Linked DNA regions of Homo sapiens: regions 1 and 3 are each linked to region 2. Evidence: chromatin loops called from intact Hi-C (ENCODE). Cell type or tissue: chondrocyte. All regions are shown on one strand.

Evidence for each region. A loop is a pair of places that touch in the nucleus more often than their neighbours do. Peaks named below come from ENCODE experiments on the same cell type or tissue, not always from the same donor. Only the 100,000 strongest peaks of a DNase experiment are listed, where the experiment ranks them.
Region 1: a loop joins it to region 2, with 5 times the contacts of the local background. A loop is called at or near these places in 9 of 110 quality-filtered maps.
Region 3: a loop joins it to region 2, with 9 times the contacts of the local background. A loop is called at or near these places in 3 of 110 quality-filtered maps.

The regions. Positions count from the first base shown.
Region 1 is chr7:116,873,641-116,876,140 of GRCh38, reverse strand. All of the region lies in intron 1 of CAPZA2 (capping actin protein of muscle Z-line subunit alpha 2), which reads right to left. It also overlaps the pseudogene LOC100418716. Among named protein-coding and RNA genes, the nearest start is that of CAPZA2, 12 kb to the right of the region's middle. In chondrocyte, no CTCF peak of the experiment used is centred here; no DNase peak of the experiment used is centred here.
Region 2 is chr7:118,183,139-118,185,638 of GRCh38, reverse strand. LSM8 (LSM8 homolog, U6 small nuclear RNA associated) reads right to left here and starts at 1,475. Exons shown (of 4, transcript NM_016200.5): 1 at 1,385-1,475. The coding sequence starts at 1,415. It overlaps LOC105375470 (a long non-coding RNA gene), which reads left to right and starts at 1,671. Exons shown (of 4, transcript XR_927904.3): 1 at 1,671-1,724. In chondrocyte, a CTCF peak has its summit at 1,137; a DNase peak (open chromatin) is centred at 1,408.
Region 3 is chr7:117,019,030-117,021,529 of GRCh38, reverse strand. All of the region lies in intron 1 of ST7 (suppression of tumorigenicity 7), which reads right to left. MIR6132 (microRNA 6132) reads right to left here and starts at 1,319; the gene lies at 1,211-1,319. RefSeq lists an enhancer at 1,081-2,280. In chondrocyte, no CTCF peak of the experiment used is centred here; a DNase peak (open chromatin) is centred at 1,337.

The sequences.
Region 1 (2,500 bases), 1.3 Mb after region 2:
GTAGCTGGGACTACAGGTGCCTGCCACCACACCAGGCTAATTTTTGTATTTTTAGTAGAGACGGGGTTTCACTGTGTTAGCCAGGATGGTCTCGATCTCCTGATCTCGTGATCCGCCCGCCTCGGCCTCCCAAAGTGCTGGGATTACAGGCATCAGCCACCGCGCCCGGCCTCTAAACTTCTATGTAACTGAATTTTTATTGAAGAATCCAAGTTTACATCAATAAATACCTCAGATGAAAATAATGATCAGAACTTTGAGTTACGGGATAACATAAACATTTTAAAATGTCCAATTTGGCCAGGTGCCATGGCTTACACCTGTAAAATCCCAACACTTTGGGAGGCTGGGATGGGAGGATCACTTGAGTCCAGCCTGGTCAACATGGTGAGATCCTGTATCTACAAAAAATTTAAAAAAAAAAAAATTAGCCAGGCATGATGGTGAGCACCTGTGGTCCCAGCAACTTGGGAGGCTGAGATGGGAGGAGCACTTGAACCTGGGAGGTCAAGGATACAGTGAACCATGACTGTGAAACTACACTCCAGCTTGGCTGACAGAGCAAGACCCTGTCTCAAAAACAAAAAATAAAAAAAAAAAACCCTCCAATTTATTGCAAATCTACTGAGACTTTGGAAGTGATCAAGTAACTGGGAAAGATTTTATGGATATTGCTAGTGGAGTGAAAGAAAATGAATTAGAAGCTCTTATATCAATTTTAGGCAATCTTCTTTCACTTGTTTCTACTCCTCAACCTGTAGAGAACTCCTTGTTAGTACACAAATTGGGAAGATAAAATTAATTTATTAAATAGTGAGAAATGTTCTTTGATGGAGCAAATTAGAAGACCTAAAATGGCCATCCTCAAAAATGAACACTTTGCCATTTGGTAGTTTGTGATTCCATTCAACCTTCTTTGGAATCCCTACAAGACTCTGAAGAAAATGAACAGATTTCAGTCATAAACAGTTCAGGCAAGGAAAGAAAAAAAAAAAAGGATATTCATCTTTCAAAACCAGATAATGTTGATTCCACTTTTTTTGTGGGGGGAGGGATGGGGTCTCACTCTGTTGCCCAGACTTGGAGTATACTGGTACCATCCCCGCTCACTGCAACCTCCACTTCCTGGGCTTGAGTGATTCTCCCACCTCAGCCTCCCAAGTAGCTGGGATTACAGGTGAGCACCACCATACCTGGCTAATTTTTGTATTTTTAGTAGAGACGGGGTTTCTCCATGTTGGCCAGAATGATCTCGAACTGCTGACCTCAAGTGATCCACCCACCTTGGCCTCCCAAAGTGCTGGGATTACAGGCATGAGCCACCGTGCCCAGCCTAATTCCATTATTCTTAGAGAGAATTCCCCAGTCCCTTCCCTTAGGAGAGAAAGGAAAGAATGCTGTTTTCTCCATCAAGTAAAAGCACAGTTCACTTTGATAAACCCCACAGGAAACTGTCTTCTGCTTTCCACTATGCACTACTTTCTTTTTGTCAAGTGTCAGGAGATGCTGCTTAGGATCAGAAGTGTCTCTGACTGCAGTGAAAAACACCTTCTGCTGATGCTTGGATATTGCTTGCTATACATTGCACTTGACGTGCTGCTGGCAAAGACAGAGACACTGATGCCCTCAGATTGTATACAACGTGCCTACATCTTGAATCTAAAAAGAAAAATCAGCTTCTCCACATTCTTTCTAGTATGATCAAGAGGCCAGATAAAGAGCCAAGGCAAGTGATACTAACTGGTGTTACGGCATTCACACATCATGTCGGACCAACACATGCAGAAGCCGAACATTTACCACAGTGATGGGAAGAGGTGAGTCACAAAGACCCAAAAAGGACACTACTTGTAGCTAAATCCTGTGGAGTAGTGGTGCCTTACTTTCCTCAAGAAGTTCCTAACTCCCTGGTCCTCCTTAAATGGAAGGTAAAGCATATTTGATATGAGAAGCTGTGATCAAAAGCCTTGGTATCATTATGGGATACCCTGATGAACCAGGCAAGTATCAGCAGGTTTTTGAATTGTTGCCTTTGGCCTTGAGTGATATCTCAGAAAAAGTAGTGAGTGCAAAACATCTAGTACTTTTAATGGCCTATGATACTTGGAATATGGAATTTGGAAATGTACAATCTTACACCTACATTGCTGAATAAGACTGAAAAACTTATCAGGGAAAGAGAACAAAGGGAAGGAGGGCTGGATGAACATAAGCTTCACATGTATCTTTCTGCCTTGCAATCCTTGACTGTGTCACTCTTTGCATTAATGGTACAGAATGTACCTTTCTCAAGCAAAGACAAGCTCCATGGTGAAGTACCACAGGTGGAAGTGACTGGGTTCCCTCAGCCTATGTCACCTCTTCAAGATGTGTTTATTACTGGAAGTCAGAAGCAATTGGTAGTGCTACTTCAGTTTTATAATTACCATCTAGAACATGAGGGTACAACGTGAGAGTTTACTGTGGGTTGTCAATCATTACCACAATTTACAGAAATAGA
Region 2 (2,500 bases):
AAGAAAGTGTTTCTTAGGGAATGCAAATTGAAAACAGACTCTGGCAAGGGAATGATTTGAATTTTTAGAATAAATATGACAACTAGGTATAAGTATTCAACACAGCCACTAAGTTCACTACATAAAAACGTTAAAAGTTTCTTAGACGCCAAGGCAGGAGGATCACTTGAGGTGAGACCAGCTTGGGCAACACAGCGATACCCCCATCTCTATTACCCTGGCCTGGTGACCTATAGTCCCAGCTACTCAGGAGGCAGAGGCAGAGGCAGGAGGATTGCTTGGGCTCAGGAGTTCAAGGTTGCATTGAGCCATGATCAAGCCACTGCACTCCAGCCTGGGCAACAGAGTGAGACCCTCGACTCAAAAAAAGAAAAAAAAAAAAAAACTTAAAAAAAGCTTCTGTTTTTGTCTTTGTGATAATTACATGATTAAAAAAGGGAAAAAATAGAAAAAGAAAACCTCTTTCTGTATGTGATCGGTGTATCTTATCTCAAAATATCCTGGATTTTTGACACTTTTCTACTAGGAAGGTTACCAATCTATTATTTCAGGCAGGATATTTCGTTTCTTAGGCCTGTTTATTTCTAAAATGAAAAGTGGATGAGTACTAAATTAATCGATGTTGGACGATTTTCCAGCATGTTAAAAAACTGTCTTCCAGGACAGGCTTCTGTAATTCAAAAGTAAAGAAACTATATAAGCAGTGTCACAGGGTACCAATAACGCATCATTAAAAGCATTCGGTATTTAATTTTTGTCACCCAGTTTGTACCTGAGCTTAACGTAGTGTTTTTGTCCTAAGACTTTAAAACGGTAACACTTGTAAAGTCTATTTTAAGACTTCCCATGGGGTTGTTACTTGCTCCTCACTATAATCCATTACAACAGCAACCATTTTTTTTCATTCTACCAACAAGTTGGGACTTCAAGTGGTAAAGGGACAGAAACAGTCTGTGAACCATCGTTAAACTTTTTGCTATCCTCGAACGAGCAAATTATGTGAATAAAACAAGTACAAAGATTTGCAAAACTGTTGTCGCCGCCAGGACGACTGTTCATCTTATTCACAAACTTTAACACTTATGCCATAGGGAAATAGTAAGTAAGAATCAAGAGCGTACATTTTTTTTAAGACAGAAAAGTTCGGAATAATCACACTGGGTTTTTATTTGGGTTTTGCAGGCAAAATGGAAAGGACCCCTGGGCCCGCAGCAGCGGGAAGGCTCGAGGCGCCGCCGGCGAACTCTGGGTCGTTCCGGGGCCCTCATCTCCTCGCCCGCCCCCAGGATCCCGCCGAGGCCAGGCCTCCCAACCTCCCACCGATCCCCGACCGCGGCCTCTCCGCGACCCCGGCTCACGCCCGCGGCGGCCAGCTTGAGGATACGGTTGATGTAGTTCTCCAAAGCGGACGTCATGCTGTTCGGCCCGGCGGTTCCGGGTAACGCAGCGGTGCCGACAGCAAGCAGAACTGAAAGGGCGCGCCAGAACCCGGCAGCGGATAGCGCCTGCGGGTCGCAGCAAATATCGTGAGAGTTGCTGCTCCGCAGCCCTGTGAGTCGGAAATTGGGACGAACTGGCCAACCAAACAGAAGCCGCACAGCGGTGACGAGAGAGTGCGCGTGCGCAGTGTGTTTTCTCTGTAATTCTGGGCCGTGTTCCGGAAGCCTCGTAAGACAAAAGCGAACGAGAGGCGGAAAAAAGGAAGACGCTTCCTGAAGTTGGGGGTATGAGACAGAAGTTGGGGGTATGAGACAGAAGTTGGGGGAGAGTGGGTTTCCAATCCGAGTAAAAGGCAGTGTGGTGGAAGTTAACAAGAGAAAATGTTGAGACGAGGTAGAGCAGGCAGGAATAAACGAAGTAAGGTGTTTTTATTAGGAGTGAAGGAGAGAGACGAGTGCTGTTGTGTGAAACGTAGGTGCGGGTAGTTGAATCCCTAGTTTTCTGCAGCAGAAGCCGAAAATAACGCTAAAAATAAGTTCAGTTGCCCGGGACAGAGTTGCGCACGTTATAACCACACGGTGTACGCCTCTTAAGAACTCAGCAGTGAAATACACTTTCGTATGTTCTGCTTTTGTCTCTAAAAGTGTTCCAAAATGGAGGTGTTTTTACTTTTTAAAGAAACTAAATGCAAATAGGCAAAGGTGTGTGACCATCCCTTAGAAAACGAATGTCCACGCTTCTGCCACGCCAGGATGGTCTACCTTTCTTCAGGGTGAAATTAGTAAGTAAAAGGCTGCTGCAGCACCGAGAAAGGACCGATGCAGGAAGGATGCAGGAAGGCACCAAACTTGGTTCTAATCTTGGCTCTGCTAACAAATTGGTGTCATTGCACAGGTCACTTCAATTCTTCTGGGCCTCAGTTTCGTTAGATAGTCCCATAGGTATCATTTCAGATATTTCCCAATGCGATACTGTTCCCACTTCATTTACTGTTGCCCTAACTTGAGAGAGCTTGAAGTTAGAAAGAGATTTATACACAAAACACCAGCAGGAGCGATTT
Region 3 (2,500 bases), 1.2 Mb after region 2:
TAAACCCCTTCTCCCTAGCAAAGATAGTGGCTTGCCAATATTTAATGCTCTAGCCAGCAGGTTGAAAGTCTCTTTAGAAATTCTTATCTCTTAGAAATTCTTAACTGTCATTTTTGCTAATAGACAATGACAAAATATTCTGCAGAGCCTGTACAACTGCATTGACGTTATATTTCTATATCAACATTAAATAATCCTCACATAGTTTGGTTGTAATTTTTAAAATATCCATTGTAGCTGTCTACAACTGCTGTCCTGCCTAGCCCATTGTGCAGGGCCTTCTCTGCACCAAAGCAATTTCATTGTATAAGTTTTTAAAAAGATATGATCCTGCTGGACTGTGATGCTAGCCAGCATATCAAAATTGAAGCCACTGTGGGAAAAAAAAAAATCCATCCTCAAAAATAAAGCGATTTCTTACTCATTCTGAATCTACCTATAATGTCTATGTTTTTGTGAAAATATGGAAGAGTATATAATGATAACTATTTATCTCTTTAGATGAAAAAATGTAAGCCTTTCTTTCCTTTCTAATAAACACTATCATCTCAGATCCTCCCAGTATCTATTTTAAGGTTTAAGCACCATTACGGAGCCTACAACAATAGATCAGTGACAGGCCTGATCCCATCAATTAACACATTCTAGGGTGGCTGTATGGATTCTGGTTTTCCTACCTCCCTCTTACAGGCCTGGTTTTGACACATTGACATCCCTGGCCTTAAGGATGAATAACCCAGTTAAGGGGAGTTCCTTCCCTGAGACCAATTCCTTTGTAATTAGAGCCAAAATACAAAGGTTGTTAATGACCTAAGGCAAAGTGATATGAACTCTAAGCCAATGAAACCATGACAGCAAGCAGATTTCTAAATAGCAGAGAAGTGGGATCCATTTACTTACATGAAGATTCAGTGCCAAACATGGCTGGCTCCAGAGGCTGCTTTTTAAAAATTAGAAGAAAGAAAAGGGAAAAAAAAAAGAAAGAAAAGCGAGGAGAGTGTACATGTGAGAGTGAAGAGATGAGCCGGCTACACAGCAGGGGTCATGAAGCCAGACAATGCAGTCCAAGCTGTGTCCAGCTGCCAGATTCTCCTGTTACGAGCTTCAGTTTTCTCCCGGTGTGATTGAAATGCAAGGTCTCTTAACAGCACCAAAAACCGAAGAGCTGCTTTTGAAAATCCACTAGGCAAATGAAGGCCGACGTGCCTCTTCTGGGATGCGGTGAGGCTGGACTAGGTAGCAGCAGGGGCAGGACTGGGAGCAGCAGCAACAGCGGATACTGCAATCCCCAGCCCTGCTGTAGCAGTAAGACAATAGCAGGGCTTATGCATACGCTGGATGACGTCAGGGACACTGCACAGACCGACTGCGCTGCTTGAGCCAGAGGCTCCAGGGGCTCCAGGAGAGCAGCGTGATTGAAAGGGGAATTCCTTTGTCACAAAATGCACAAGACCGAGAGCCACGTATACACTCCCCTCCTGCGCAGCTCTTCATCCCATGATACCAGGCAGTAAAAGAGGACTCAAAGAAATTTAAATATTGGCTTTATAGCAATTAACCACAAAGACATCATGCATATCAGTCTTCTTGGTTTTGCGCAGCATATAGAAAGAACTTTTCAAGGGAATTAAGAATATCAGAAATGAGAAACATTATCTGTCTTTAGAAGTAATTACAGAAGAGTTCATTGTTATCTTCTCAAAGCTTATGGTAGATTGACAGATCAAGGATTGTACACTCAATCACAAGTATGTGAAAATATGTATACTATTACACATATATTCTAGGCACATAAATACATACAAATGTAACAGTAAAATAGTAATCTTAAGTACTTAGAACACTGCTTGGCACACAGTGAGTACTCAAATGCAGGCAATTCCATTACTAGCTATTTTGCAACTATTGTTCAAATGTGAAAAACGCTGCTCTAGGAATATATTTACATACATGTATTTCTCCTATTTCTTCATCGTGCCTTACATGAATTTCTGTCATTTTCCAGAGCAACTCAGTCATTTTAAGGCTGTGTGCACACACCTGTGTATACCTCTGTATGAGTAAGCATTTGTGACCAACCCATTTCTTTTTGATCTACCCACACAAAGAAATAATTGAAAATATTTTATCTCTTGACTCACTGGAACAAAAAATGTCTTCCTGTGTTACCATATTCTTATAAATCTGTTTTTAAAGAAAAAGTACTAGAAGCATATGAACTTTCATTAGCTATCCAACACAAGCCAAAAAAAGAGTTTTGTTATGTTTTTAAAATACTGAAATGCACAAAAAGTAAATATATATACATATATACGTAACTTTTAAAATCATATATAGTAGAAAGTTCAATAGTTCAAGTCTCCTCTCCACCCATTCATCCAAGGTATATGCCTTTTCTAATTAATTTCTTGTGTTCACAAAGACATGTCTTGATCTCAATACAGTTTTTAAATATTAAATTCTGCTATGAAAGTGGAACCACATATTACTTTAACATCTA